Linked DNA regions of Homo sapiens: region 2 is linked to region 1. Evidence: chromatin loops called from intact Hi-C (ENCODE). Cell type or tissue: OCI-LY7. All regions are shown on one strand.

What was found. Peaks named below come from ENCODE experiments on the same cell type or tissue, not always from the same donor. Only the 100,000 strongest peaks of a DNase experiment are listed, where the experiment ranks them.
Region 2: it touches region 1 in a loop (3-fold over the local background); 2 of 110 quality-filtered maps call a loop at or near these places.

Annotation. Positions count from the first base shown.
Region 1 is chr2:7,830,985-7,838,984 of GRCh38, forward strand. All of the region lies in intron 1 of LOC105373408 (a long non-coding RNA gene), which reads right to left. Among named protein-coding and RNA genes, the nearest start is that of LINC01871, 110 kb to the left of the region's middle. In OCI-LY7, no CTCF peak of the experiment used is centred here; DNase peaks (open chromatin) are centred at 4,397 and 4,847; H3K4me3 peaks cover 1,529 bases; H3K27ac peaks cover 2,479 bases.
Region 2 is chr2:7,564,277-7,572,276 of GRCh38, forward strand. No RefSeq gene overlaps it. Among named protein-coding and RNA genes, the nearest start is that of LINC01871, 160 kb to the right of the region's middle. In OCI-LY7, CTCF peaks have their summits at 3,647 and 3,849; a DNase peak (open chromatin) is centred at 3,575; H3K4me3 peaks cover 1,153 bases; H3K27ac peaks cover 1,870 bases.

The sequences.
Region 1 (8,000 bases):
TGTCATTCCCTGATAAGCCTGTCTGTTTTATAAGCTCACCAGGAATTACAGTCATTTTGTATGGACATCTTATGCATCTGGAAATATGAATATCTACCCTCCCCAGGAGTTCCGTGGGGGTGGGGAAGGTGTTTGGTTTTGGTCCCCATTAAACCTAAACCTAATGCAGTGCCTGGCTCATTATAAGAACTTAATAAATATTTATTAAATTAATAAATTATACTCTCATATCATCTGGTTTTTAAAAGATATATCAGGTTTTATTTTTTGTTGTTACTTGGTATCACTGATCTGTAATAAAGCCCAACTCTGCACATATATGTTGTAAAATGTTTGAAATAAGATCACAGGGCGCAGGGGGAGGTGAGAGGGAGTTGGTAGGCATTTTGGTGTGATTTCTAAAATAGGTCCTGGGAAAACACGTGGTAAAATGAAACTTAGAGGCAACTAGGCCACTCATCAAGTCACTGACTCAGGAACTTGGAAGGGCATCTACCGCGTGGAACATCAAACTGTTCAAGGTGAAATAGGTCAATCCTGGGGCTGCTTCTTCGTTTTTGTTTTGTTTTTGTTTCTGTTTTTATATAACCAACTTATTCTCAAAGTTCCCTTATACATTATTCTGTTTCATTTCATTTTGTTTTCATTCTCTTTCACAATTATGGAGATAAGTTGGAAAGGAAAAGTAAGAAGAGATATTCTTTTCAAATTCAGAGTCTTACATGAGACATCTAACATTACTGTCCTGTGAATTCTAAGCAAATTAGAAATAAAATAAGATGATGAAATTTGGGATGGCAGAGAGTCAAAAATTGAGATCCACTCTGGGTCAGAAGAAATGTCTGTAGAATTTCAAGATGTATCAAAGGGAAATCATAATAAGATCCAAATAAACAGGACAAAAACAATACCAGGTATTGCAATTACGCTAACCTAATTAGGATGAATAGTTAAGACAAAATATTTAACTGTTAAATGGGTTTGCAAATCATAAATATAAATATTGTGCCTAGCAAAGGGAATGGTGTGAAAAAAATATAACAAAAACTTAAGTGGGTTGCCGTATTCAATAATTTCCTCAATCATAAATACAGATTGTAAAGAAGACATTCTTTAGAAGACTTCAACTCTTTTGCAGTAAGAAGACTTTGCAAAATTGCAACTGAAAGATTCTACTAGATTATAATTGGTCAAGCTGGTGCTTTACAACCAATCAGAAGGGATAGGCTTCATAAAGTTCTGTAATTTCAGAGATTTCAGAGGAGACTATGTTCATTTCCAGCACACATACATGCACCTTTTCAAGGACACATACTGGCTGTGTTACCAGAAGGAGCATGGAATAATGAAAAAGAATATTCTCTGCCATGTTATTCCTAAAGGATCCTCTGAAACCTCAGGCAATGTATGCCCAGTGCCTGTCCTCAGCACAATGTGAAATTGGCTTTTATTATTAAAGGGCATGGTTCAAGTAGAACACATAGGATGTCCCCTGGGTCAGGGCAATTAAATTGTCCTAGTCAGGAGAAATTAGTTTCTCCTGGATGGCGGATCCAAAATTTAGTTCCAGGTTCCCCAGGTGCCCCCTCTTCTTAGTGATCTCCCTGGAGAGTGCATTCTTATTAAATTTCTTGTGCACAAGTTCTCATATCAAGGTCGGCTTCTAAGGAAACTGCCTTACAAAAGTGACCTGAAAGTCTTATCCATCATACCAATTAGTATTTGTTTTAAGTCAAAGAAATGTATCTCTAATTGTGGAATTGGGTCTATTCACAGAGGTAAAAGAAGGGGTTCCCAAAGGTCCAGAAAACCATCTGACATAACGATTACCACATACAGGTAAAAGGCTTGTCCCATGGGGAAGGCACAGTATGGAAACATGGACTCCGAAAAATAACAAAAGAATAAATAAATAATAGCTAGTCCCATAGTCCAAATGTCAAATGTTAATAAAGTATCACCCAGCATAAGCTGAACTTCATTGTGCTGCTGGTACTGTGTTAGTAAAACCTCCCGTGCAGAGTCACCCTGCCAAAGAGGCAATGTGGGCATGCTGCATTTCAGCAAAGGATGCTTCGGACAGACTCAGGTCCCATCAGCGTCATCACAGTGGCTCCTGATGGGCTCATATGACAGAAATGAAGGAGACGGTTAGAAGAACAAATGATGCTTCTCCAGCAAGGGATACACTATGTGTGTGGCTGAAATCCCAGAGGTTGAAGAATAAACCTGCCTGCCCATCTCACATAGACCTGAGAATGAGAATGAAAATAATGGCCTGAAAGGGTTGAGGTGAAAGATCCACTGTAACAAATGTGGGAGCAAAAGGAAAATGGCCCACGTTAAGCAAAACTCCATGGTCCAAGTCATTTCTGTGCAGGAAGCAAGCCCCTGGGATAGAAGGGACAGACAAACAGAGCCTTGATCTCCTGTTGGAGAATGAAGAAATGACCAAAGATCAGGAGCCAGTGCTATGCAGGATGCAAGACACGGATGTTGTCCACTGTGAATGCTGGTAGACAGTGAAGCTAATGTCCCCTGTCAGAGACTGGAACTGATGCAGCGTGGGAATATCAGAGATGTTAGAATCAATGAGTGCACTGAATAAGAGGTGAGAGGCTTTAAAGAATTGGCAAAGAAAATTCCTCAATAAACATTTGTCCCACTGTAGCACTTTTCTTAAATTAAGGTAAAAAAGGAACTTTTGATGCCACTCAAGGGGGAAATTGTTTTTACAGGTGTGGTTTTCCAGCCCATCACCCTTACTTCCCACACATAGGAAATAGAAGCATGATTTCCTAGTTAACCATTTGATGAAGGATTCATTTTCTGTTGACTTAAGCTCGTAGGTCTTTATCTATGTATGCCCAGCCTGGGCTGACTGGCACTTTATTTTGCTGAAACGAGAAGATATATATTTTATTTATATCTTCCCCCCAGTGCAAGTGACTGAATGTTTGTGTCCCTCAAAATTCATGTGTTGAAGTCTTAACCTCAGTGTGATGGTACTAGGAGGTGGGGCCTTTGGGAGGTAATTGGGAGGTAATTAGGTCATGAGGGTATATCCCTTATGAACAGGATTAGTGCCGTTATAAAGGGACCCCAGAGAGTTCCCTTGCCCTCTTTTGGCCATGTAAGGGCACAATGAGTAGTTGGCAGTCTGCCACTCAAAAGAGAGTCTTCATCAGCACCCCACTATGCTGGCACTCTGATCTTGGACATCTCAGCCTCTAGAGCTCTGAAGAATAAATTTCCATTGTTTATAAGATACCCAGTCTATGGTATGTTGTTATAGCAGCCTGAACTCTGACAATAGATAATATTAACTCTCCACTATGGTCTGTAGCTGAAAACAGCCATGTGGGTCTAGGGTACTGTTTCTCCAATATTGCCTGAAGACCATCTGCATCAGCTACCTGCTTAGCTGGAATGGGAGACGTTTGACTCCCTTCCCAGACACAATGAAGCAGAATCCACCTAGTGGGCTCAGAGCTCTCCATTGTTAATCAGAACCCCCTGTTGATTTCATGTATTAGGCTTTGGGAATTTCATGTCTATCTGAGAAATATTATTACATATACCTGAAAATTGGTATTTAGCTTGCAAACTGCTATAACGGTAATATATGAATATGACATCTGTTTACATTTTCTACATTTTGTGGATAGGAACTGTTAACTTCTAACTTCCCCCAAAAGGGCACCAAAACAACCCATTGATATAGTAAAGCTGAGTTTACTGCTTGCTGCAGCAAGGAATCCACTAAACCATTATGACAGCATCTAAATAGCATCTGAGGGGAGTTCTATGGTTTTGGCGAGGGTTGAGTTTCTGTTTTAAGATAAGTCTTTTCATGCTATTAGGAATGGGCTAATTGGGATTATGTAAAGCGCATGCATTATAGTTTGGGACCAGTGGGTGCAGCAAAAGGAGACTTTGAAGAAAGTTTCCAAGAATAGGCCATTGTTTGGTGAGAAAACAGTTATTTACTGAGACTAGTTAAGCAATCTATTGCCTGAGATGGGGATAAGGACTCAGTTGACAAGTCTATTCTCCAGATAAATATATTTTTGAGAAGACCCAGATACCATAAAGTAATTTGTAAGTTTATCATCTCGGCAAAGGTTTCCTAGAAGAGAAAAATTACATTAATATAGACAGTCAAAGGCTAAAGTCTTGCTAATGTGGACAGTGAACTGTAGAGTTGCAGATGCCTTAAGTTCGTCAAATTGGGAGTTGGAGTTGCCTGTGTCTTATTAACTCTATGGAATGTTCTGTTGGCTCTGTATCAGTGTCAGTGGAGTAAGACCCAGACTGCAATTTCAGGAAGGAAATCAGACCTGAACCTGGCACTCAGAGATGCTCTTCCAACTGGCGTTAAGCAGAAATAAATAGAAGACAGGATATGCTTCATTGCGTCTCTCAGGTCTAATGTCTGTGGTAATAGGATAAAGGAAATTGAAATGTTTGGTCTCTGATTTCTCTGTGGGAAAGGCTGGAGAATATTTCATTTTTGAGATGTGCTACTGGTCAAGGACTTGCTTTGTCACATCACTATTGTGGCTGCAAATTTCAGGGTTGCTATATTTTTTAAGCAACATCATCACCCAAACCTGGTACACTTTATTTATCACTGCCTGTGAACTTGGATGGACAAGAGCGATCTTAGTTTATTTTTTGTTGCTATAAAAAAATACCTGAGGCTGTGTAATTTAGTTCATAAAGAGGTTTATTTAGCTCATGGTTCTGCAGGCTGTGCAAGAAGAATGGCAGCAGCATGTGCTCGGCTTCTAGTGCGGCCATTTGTGCTGCACTGAAGCATGACAGAGAAGTTCAAAGGGGAAGTGGGAACATGCAAGTGCAAACAGAGACCGCACCTGATGGGCTTCCTGCCTTTATAACAACCCGCTATCCGGGGAATTAATTTGTTTCTCAAGAACAAATCCAGTCTTAGGAGAGCCAGAACTCACTCACTACCCTGAGCCAACACCTCCCACGACACTGGGGATCAAATTTCAACTTGAGATTTAGTGGGGACAAACAAACTATATCCAAACCACAGTAGTAGCTAAGCATATTATTGAGAAGGGAAATAAACCAACGTAACTAATGAGCTAACTTCAGAGTGGGATTGGTAGGTAAACTTAAGTAATATTTGGTCCTCACTTATTTCATAACTCTAGGTCATAACATCAAAGAGCCATTAATTCACAAAGGCGTGACCTGTACTCTGCATGCCTGAACTTTGAATAGTAGTTACAAAGAAAAAACAGAGTGTGCTTGGAGAATGTGTCTATGCAGGCGGCTATAGGATTTTCTTATATTCCAGAGATGTTATGACCTACGTGAGGATAGCAGTACCTTGATGAATCCTGGATGTGGCAGCTGAGATAAACAGGATGGCAAAGAACAAAATTGCTGGAAGGTGTTTGCAGGAACAGTGTTTCCCCAAGTTTTCATGTAATGGTACACATAGAAAGTAGTGGTATTTATAAAATCTACTGGTCAGGTTCAGGAATTTCTGCCCTGAGGACAGGAGAATCAATAGCTCAACAAACCTATGCACATTCAAGAACTCAGGTTGGAAAGCTCTGATCTAGAACAAAAGAGTTTCTCTCTGGATCTGCATCCGCATTCCACCATCAGAGAACAGGAGAGGAGATAGAATCTCAAGTTCAAGAACATTCACGGAACCCCATTTTTAGGTGGAAAATGGTAGCTTGATTGCTTTAAAAATGATATAGATGGAAGAAAGGCTCTGCTTCTGGTTGATTGAGTTACTTTTTTTTTTTTTTTTTTTTTTTTTGTAAGTTGGCCTTTCTCTGTCACTGGAGAGGTGAGAAGGAAACTCCATTGCTGTAGTGGGCTTAGGGAACAGGGGAAAACTTTGCCTTGATCTTACATCTGCTGAATAAAAGAAGAAACCCCTTTGTGGCCATTGAAATTTCATTTGGTTTGGGGGATTAAGGCCTCAGCTTGTCATCTAAGTTGCCATTGTTTGGTGCAAGATCAAATGCACAGCTGGATAGTTTGGGAAAACTGAAGCTAGAGCTCCATGTCCTCACTTTCTCACCAAACAGTGGCTTTTACAAGCACTCATTGCTGCTTGGGTTCGGGGGGCATGCAGAAGGAATGCTGATGCCTACGTCTCCGAGGCTTGACCCAGGGAGGAGACATCATGCGATTACCAATAAGCTCCTTCAAACTGAGAGCCCGTAGGATGCCACCATCACTGACAACGGCTACTTGGGTTTTCATTGCTTGGAGAAGACAATTGCTGTTCATTGTGCCCATTGAGCAGACATGTTTGTGGGCATGCAAGAAACAGCATATAGTAATCCTTGGACTTGATTATATGCACATTCTTTTTTCCTTTTTAATTACAGTAGTCTTCTGTGACACAAGTGGCACTTCTGTTACTCTCCTGAAGGAGGACCCTCTGAATCACCCTCGAGGACAGGCACTTGCTCTGCACAGACTTCCCTGTTTGGAGAGCCGTCTGTGCATCCAGCTTCCCACTCTCCCCAGGCACCAAACAATGAGGTTCTGTCTAAGGCTTCTTGAATTTGTCAAACCAGGACAGTAAGGAACTGAATTCTATGACAGCAAGTGTTTTTAGAAACAAAAAAATGAAGGTCAAACTTGGGTATTCTAATTCATTTTCTTCAAAGCAACTAGACATGGTAACAAAGATCTCTCTTTTTCTCCTAGACACACACAGAGACCACACTTAGTGAGAAGCAACATTAAAATTGCTTACACAAATTTCTATAAAAGCAGGCTTTGAAGCTTCAAGTCATTGCACTGTCCTCAGTCCATGATATTTGATTCCCTTTTCTTTACATACAATTTCAGTAAGTAAATTTAGTATATATGTACACATGCATATTTATACATTTTATTTCACACAAAAATCCTGTGAGCTGGTTGTAATGATTAATGTTATGTGTCCACTTGACTGGGCCACAGAATGCCCAGACATTTGGTTAAACGTTATTCTGGGTGTATCTGTGAGGGTGTTTTGGGGTGAGATTGACATGTGAATTGGCAGACTAGATAGAGAAGACTGTCCTCCCTACATTGGGTGGGCTTCATCAGTCAACTGAAGACCTGAACAAATATCTGAGTGAGAAGGAATTCCCCTGCCTAAGTGGCTGTTTGGGATGTTAGTTTTTTCCTGCTTTCAGATTCTAATTGAAAAAATGGCTCTCCATGGATCTCAAATCTGCCAGCTTTTGGACTAGAACTCACAACATCAGAAGGTTCTCCTGGTTCTCAGGCCTTTGGATTCTAATGAGAACTATATCACTGAACTCTCCTGAGCCTCCAGTTTGCCAATTGCACAAGCCAATTCCATATATATATATGCACACACATACATATACGTGTGTGTGTGTGTGTGTGTGTGTTTCTCTGGAGAACACTGACTAATACAGTGGTATTATTCTTCCCATCCTAAAGAGCTCAAAAAGGCTTTGTGGCACCCTAAAGTCACGTAGCTAGCAAGCTACATCTAGTATTCAAATTCAGTGCTTTTCCCATTTCACCGCAGCTGCCATGATATCAAAGCCCCAGCCCCTCTACTGTAAGGTGTCCAGACCATGTGACTGTCTGCAAATCTGGTACAAATGCAGGGTTCCCTGAAGGTAAACGTCCACAATCCAACAACTCCACTCTCCCCAGGCATCTCCTTTAGAAACACACACCCCTACTCATCAAGAATGATTGATTTGTCTTCTCAGTATCTGCATTTTCCCTGAGCATGTGTCCAGCTCTTACTCATAAATCCTCAAGCACCACCGCTAAACATAAGAGAGGGACCCCACTTCGTCACCCCAGAGGAATCCCAAGGCCCGACTGGGCACAAACATGCTTACTAACCTCATGCACACAGTTACCACATGATTCATAATCCAAAATAAGACCCTTTGGAGAAGAGAGTGGAGAGGTGCTATAAATCCCAACACTAGGACAGCAGATATAAATGGTGACTCTCCTGG
Region 2 (8,000 bases), 270 kb before region 1:
CCTGAAAATTGTTAAAAGCGTCTGATGCTGGGTTCATACCCATAATCTCGACACTTTGGGAGGTCAAGGTGGGAGGATTTCTTGAGGCCAGAAGTTTAAGATCAGCCTAGGCAACATAGTAAAACCCCATTTCTACAAAAAAAAAAAAAAAAAAAAAAAAAAAAAACTAGTGTGCACGTTGGTGGGCATCTGTAGTCCCAGCAATGCAGGAGGCTGAGGTGGGCAGACTGCTTGAGCCCAGGTGGCTGAGGCTGTAGTGAACCATAATTGTACCACTGTACTTCAGCCTGCATGGCACAAGGCGACCCTGTCTTAAAAATAAATGGATAAATAAACAAAGAAGAAAAATCCTCTTAGCTGGTCTTCTTGGGGCATATACAACAGAGAGGAGCAGAGAAAGTCATCGTATGTAGAGCTTAATGCCATGTGATTCTCCTCAACTGACAGGAGACGTTATTACTTCTAACATCACCATAAGATTCAATATTGTTTCCAATGTTTTACTCACCATCTCTGTGGAATCATCATATCTGCCCACTGCTTTGTGGTTTGCAGTGACCTCCCCACCACACTTTCCCCATGGGAAGAAGATTCTTCCCTGTCCCGTTCGCATGGGCTCAACCACAGGGCATGCTTCAACTAGATAAATGTGCAAAAGTGTCAAGAGCCATGTAGAAGCTGTGATAGCCATCATCTCGTCTGGTCATGCCATGTTCCCTCTGCCAGGGGACGGGCATATCCTAGATAAGAACTGCTCCTTCAGCCTGGGTCTTGGAAGGAAAAATAGCTGTCAGAGCAGCAGCTGACCTCAGCCAACGTACAACCTTTGCGAAAGGTAAACCTTTGTTGTTTCAGCCTCTGAACTTTGGGGATTATTTCTTTTTCTTGTTATATTGCCCAGGCTGAACTCAAACACCTGGGCTCAAGCGATACTCCTGCCATAGCTTCCTAAGTAACAGGGACTTGGGGTTATTTGTTACTCTTAACAGTAGAACAAAACCATGATAATACAATGAAACTTTCATTTTTAGGCTATTTAATTCCTTGTAAATCATGATTTTGTAGCAGCTGGTATCACCTTGCATAAGCTTTCATTGGATTTATGAAATAATGTCTTGTCTTACTCAGCATGAACTGCTGTGACAAACATCACAGACTAGATGGCTTCAAGAACATTTACCTCTCCTAGTTCTGGAGGCTAGAAGTCTGGAGTCAGGGTGCCAGCCTTGTTGGGTTCTGGTGAGGCTTCATCTGGTTTATAGAAGGCCACCTTCTTGCTGTGTCCTCACTTGGCAGAGAGCTCATCTCTTTTGTGTTTCTTTTTGAGGGCACTAATCTCATTCATGAGGACTGCAACCTCAGGGTCTGATCACCACTCTCAGGCCCCACCTCCTAAGACCATCACGTTAGGGATTAAGGCTTCAACCTATGAATTTTGAGGGGATACTGACTTTCAGTCGGTAGCATGTCTCTTTTGCAGAACATCCAAAGATTATTGATTATACGGGATCATACCTGGAAGGCAACATGCTGAACATAAACTCAGTAATTTACTAATGTAATCTGTATCTCTGCCCATGTCTGCTCTTTATTAATTTTCAGTGACTCAGCTGTGTGTATTTGATGTCTTAGCTCGTGTCAAAGAACGATGTATTTCAAAAGTCTTTCTCTTAAAAATGATTTGTTAAAAAGGAGAAATATTTCTGATGTTGAGCCTTTTCTTCACTTCTGGCTTCAGAGCAGTGAGATGTCCTCTTTTGGTGGCTCTATTAACAATTAACCTTCACATAAATGGCAGCCAACCTTCCCTTTGACACTGTAATTGTTCCATAATTCTGGCTTGAAAAAGACTATTTCATGATCGGCAGCAAACATTTGTTAAACCTCCATTAAGCACCAGGTTGAGAAACAATAAAAATGTACAATTCAGAGCCTACTCTGGGGAAGAACATGCTGGAGCCTTGGAGGCAGAGCAGCCTGGGTGCCAAAGGGAGAAGTCAGGTGAGGCCTCAGGGCCAGGAGAAATTTCACCCCTTTCAAAAATAGGCTCCAGAAGGGCTTCCTGGAAAGCACAGAGGGAAGAAACAGCACCAAGAATGGTGGATGGAGGAGACAGGACTGGAACGTGACGGGAAGGTAAAAAGAAAGTGGGAAAAGAGAAGAAAAAGGACACTTTTCGAGCATCTGCTACATGATGTTAGGATTTACATTTTTTTCCTAATGCAATCTTTAAAGCAAGTCTTATGAAGTGGGCATCATCATGCCCATTCTAAAGACAGAGACATTGAGGCTGATCACTTACTCAATGCCTCACGGCTAGTAAGTGTCCAAGCTATGAGTTCCTGTTCTCTTTGCCTTTCAAGCCGTGGCTTTTGCAATGTGTAATTTTTCTGATCTTTGACCTCTTAAACCACATTACCTACATATCCCTTACAACCTCCCTTGACTGTTGTAAGCCTAAAATGAGAAGTGAGTGTGTGTAACCTCTCAGCTGCAGAGTCTCCACACTGGGCACTCCTTTCTGCCCTTGCACATGCTCTTCCCTCTGCGTGAAAATGGCCACACTGCCCAAGGTAATTTATAGATTCAATGCCATCCCCATCAAGCTACCAATTGGAAAAAACTACTTTAAAGTTCATATGGAACCAAAAAAGAGCCCACATTGCCAAGTCAATCCTAAGCCGAAAGAACAAAGCTGGAGGCATCACGCTACCTGACTTCAAACTATACTACAAGGCTACAGTAACCAAAACAGCACGGTACTGGTACCAAAACAGAGATATAGACCAATGGAACAGGACAGAGCCCTCAGAAATAACACCACACATCTACAACCATCTGATCTTTGACAAACCTGACAAAAACAAGAAATGGGGAAAGGATTCCCTATTTAATAAATGGTGCTGGGAAAACTGGCTAGCCATATGTAGAAAGCTGAAACTGGATCCCTTCCTTGCACCTTATACAAAAATTAATCCAAGATGGACTAAAGACTTAAATCTTCCCTCTGCTTAGAATGCTCCTGTACCTGTTGGCAGTACATGCCAGTTCATGCAGGCTGCAGACACTCTCAGCAACAACATTTGCACGGAAGGGAAAGGACTCTTTGAAAGTTATATGCCATCTTAGATACATTCCTGGCTGTTATCATAGAACGAGTTAAAGCATATCAGTATTTGTAACTCAGCAATACATGCTTTTGTATACTTTGAATGAGAATTTACCATATCTTTTTAAAAGAATCCAATATACATTCTGATTTATCATCTGCCATTGCCCGTTTGTCTTATCTCCCTTTCTGAAATATCCTTTCAAGATGGAAAGTACAGCTGATTACAGAAGGTGTGTTTATAACTTGGTGACAGAGAAAGGAAAGTCAGGCGAGCACTATTGAATCAGATAGTTGGGGGTTTTATTGTGTTCTCTGAGCTACTTTTAATAAACTTTCTTGATACTCAGTAAAAGGATGTGGTCTCCATCAAAAGCTCTTTTCGGTAACCAAATCAACAAGAGGAGAAAAACACACCTACACAGTCCCAGGTGCAGCTGAACTGTGGAGAACTTTGTGAGGGTGCAGGGTGCCTCTGCTCCCACCAGCTCTGAGGGGCTCCCTGGGACCGGCAGCTCACATCTCACACAAAGTCACAGGTGTGTGGCAGCAGCGAGCTTCTTTCAGCTACAAGTTCAGAGGAAAGAGAGTGCACTGCCCTGTGCTCTCCCAACTTAGAATTGCAGCTGTCTTCCAGCTAACACTTTTCTATGCCCACCTCAATCTCAAAGCACTGGCCAAAGTCCAAGTATACTGAGCAGCCCCGAATTCATCTGCCAAATGCCCATCCATCCTCTTAGCCAGTCAAGCATTTGTAGGGACAGGGGTGTAGAGAGGAGGCTGGTTTGGAAAATGAGGCATCGGCTTGGGGTGATGGAGGAGAAGCACATATGACTCTTGCCCAAGGATGGGCAGGACCTCCTTTGCTTGGGGCCATTCCCCGCATTCTCTCATTGAGGTTAAAGAGAAGACACATGTCCTCCTGCCAGAGTCCCATGTTCAATAAATAAAACATGGCTGAGAGACAGGGTGTGGCTCCTGGGAGACTGCTGCTCATTTCTCTTTAGAAAACCCCCCACTGCCGACAACTTTTCTTTCTGTCTCGGAATTCTTCATGCATGTTTTGATGCATCTTTAATTCTATACATGTTATAGTCAAGGTACTTTGGTAGACCCCATGACATGTCAAAATATTGTTTGTCTTTGTCTTAAAGTTGTTATACCTCAGTTTCTTTACCATATAAGAGTGAGCATTTATCTTTATTTATTTTAAGGAGTTATTCAAAGTTATTACATAGATGAAAAGTCAGACAAGCAGGGAGCATGTCTGTTTGGTTGGCCTCTGCTTCATCAGTTCCTAGCTCAGTGCTATGCAAGAAAATACACAACTAATAGATAACTATTCTCTGGTCTGTAGTAGCAGTGATTTAAAAAACAACAGAAAAAGGCTACTCTAGTGTGAAGTGTCAACTCTAATACATTCATTGGCACACTCTGGGTGCTTTCACATATATGACTTCCTTTAGGCTTCATGGTCACTCTGAGAAGTAGGTCTTATGATAGTCGTTTGACAGAGAAATGGGGACTAAGAGAGTTTAAGTGACTCCACAAAAGGCTCAACATTTGTGTTGCAGCCAGAGTTTCAACCCAGACCCTTAAATCTAAGCCCGATGCTGTTCCACCAAGCCATCGTTCTCTTCCAATAGTGAGAAATATACTCTAGCCGGCAGGGTGCGGTGGCTCACGCCTGTAATCCCAGCACTTTGGGAGGTCGAAGCGGGGGGATCATCTGAGGTCGGGAGTTTGAGAACAGCCTGACCAACGTGGAGAAACCCCATGCCTACTGAAAATACAAAATTAGCCAGGCGTGGTGGCACGTGCCTGTAATCTCAGCTACTTGGGAGGCTGAGGCAGGAGAATTGTTTGAACCTGGGAGGCAGAAGTCATGGTGAGCCGAGATTGCACCATTGCACTCCAGCCTGGGCAACAAGAGCAAAACTCCATCTCAAAAAAAGAAAAAAAAAAAAAGAAATATACACTAGTCCACAGGAGGTAAGCACTGCTGGGCTATTCTCTTCACTCTCAGCCAACATGCCTAGTGGAATTCCACTGAGCTGGGGCCTGGCCAATTTGTCCCACACGTATGAGTGATGTTGCCATGCTGGGGGCTATACCTACATTGTTTCATTCTTCTTCAGAATAACTCTTCAAGGTGCCATCACAGCTGGGGCCATCAAAGCTGAACTGCAGGGAAGATCGGCCATGTCCCAGCATCACCCAGCTTTGCCTCCAAAGCTGCTCTCTGAATCACTGTGCTCCCCACACAGCCGCTAACATGTCAGTTGATTTTCAGGCATTGTACCAAAGAGCAGGGGCTTCTCAAGCTTTCCAAGGCCCTGGGGAGGCACTCCCAAACCAGATTTATGCATATAACAATGTAGTGCTCATGGGCCAATAATACCATCACTTCTACAGCACTCATTACATGTTGGCTGTCATTCTGAGTGCTGTAATGCATTCTAGCACATGTGTTCTTTTTCTTTTTTTAATTGAACCATGTTAGTGAATCTCTAGAATTATCACTTTTTGTCATCAAAACATGAGCCATATCACAAGTAAACATTACTTTGTTCTGTATTTTATAATCAGCTCTTATATGGCCAGCATGTGACCAAATGGATAAACAAGGTGATGCCCACGATGATCTCACAGCTTGGAAAGTAGCAGAGTACACTGGTGAGCAACCGGACACCTCATGTACACTGTACCAAGTGCTCTATAAATGTTCCTTCAGTTAGGGGCACCCTGAGATGGAAGGACCCACTGGCCTGGTCTTTTCAAAAGGGATGCATGTAACACTGTTTTGCCATTGATAGGTGCCCTAGGTAGAGAAATTTACCAGTGGGGATTTCAGAATAAAGCAGACAGGTGTCCAAGATGAGTGAGGAGCTCCAAGAGACTGAGCAGGTCACAGATGTTGACAACTGGCAGGACTCTATGTTCGTAGAGGAGATTTGAGCTAGATCAAAAAGGATCCAAATGTCATGCTACAATAGAGCTTTGAATCCAACAAAAACATTTACCCAGTTTCTTTTGAGTGGATAATGTGCTCTCTGGAGGCGAGGGGCAGCCTCCAAATCAATTTAGCAGAGAAGAATTGACGCACAGAGTTTCATCATCACAGCAGGGCAGGCAGCAGCAAGAAGGTTGGACTAGAAAGGAGTTTTACACATTTCTTGTAGCAGCCAAAAGTAAAACTTCCTTTTTCAATGTCTTAAAACTACATTATTTGTATCTTTTTTCTTGGTTTATAAAACATTATAAACATTTTGTAAGAACAGAGAGTAAGGCCAGGCGCAATGGCTCAGGCTTGTAATTCCAGCACTTTGGGAGGCTGAGGCGGGCAGATCATGAGGTCAGGAGTTCGAGACCAGCCTGACTAACATGGTGAAACACCGTCTCTACTAAAAATACAAAAATTAGCCAGCTGTGGTGGCACGTGCCTATAGTCTCAGCTACTTAGGAGGCTGAGGCAGAAGAATTACTTGAACCTGGGAGGCGGAGGTTGCAGTGAGCCCAGATCACACCATTGCACTCCAGCCTGGGTGACAGAGTAAGACTCCCTCTCAAAAAACAAAAAAAGAGATTAAAATAGTGAGTGTCTAGGTACCACTCCCAACTTTATCAACTTCCAATCTGTGCCATGTTATGTTTGCTGCAGATGACTTTGGGGGAAGTTATTATACAGCTGGTGTGGCCCCTGCGTACTGCATGAAATCCTTCTCTCCTGATTCTCCCATGAAGATAATCATTAGCATGCATTTGGTGTTCTTACTCCTACCCAAGTGTTTAAAATCATTTCTAGTTATCGCGATAAAATTTTAAACCATTTTTAGATTTGAAAACTTTTTATAAATGATATCACATTGCATACATATTTTTTTCCACTATCTTTTTTCTAAAGCAACATGTTTTTGACATTTTGGTGTTGATTCATACAGTGCTACTTTGTTCATTTTAAACGTTGACTAGTATTGTTCACAATTTTTTATTCATCTGTTGAAGGGTGCTGTTTATTTTGGTGGAGGAAGGGGGTTGGCAAGGAAAAATGCAACTGTGTGGAACTTGATGTCAAAATCAAGGAACCAGAAGATGCAAAGTATATGTTATAGTGTCCATGAAACCAAGGCATTGGCTGGGTTTAGTGTCAGCTTCCATGGGTCATCTCTCCAATCCTGTGATCTGTTGCTTAAATTTATTTTCACAAAATTGTACCAAGCAGTTGCCTGAAATACTCACAGAGATCAGGAAAATAGTACTTTCACTGAAGAATTTTGCAAAGTTGCTAGTAGGGCTTTAAATTCTATGAGGGTATTAGGCTTACATGGTGGCATATCTGTTTGTTTGGTGAGTATTTGTGACTAAGTTTCTGTAGCTCTATGCCGATATATCTCTGTTATTTCTGTCTAAATTATTTTTCAGGATTATCTTCAACAATAAGTGTCCATTGCTGCATTTGATGAGCAACAGAGGGTGGAAAACACTGATTGTATCAGTGTTGAATACATTATTTTCAACTTTCCTGTAATCTCTGCCCTGGTGTGCTTTAGGCCATTTCAGAGAAATCTAACCTAAGCCATTTGTTTTTTTCTATTACTTTTAAGTGATAGGGATCTCTTTATTCATTCAGGTAAAACTTCTGCAAAATGCAGGAGAAAGCTCCATTCTTTGGGAACTCCTGCATGTCAGACACAAAGTAAATTTTCCTTCTCTCCTCTCTCCATCTTATGGCTTTGAAATAGACAAGTCATTCCCATTTGCATGTGGGAGAAGATGGGGAAAGAGATTAAATTATTTGTATAATGTCATGTAGGTAGAGCAATGTGAAACAAGTACAGTTTCATCTGAGTTTAAAATTATATTTTTAACTCAAACAAGACAATATATTTTA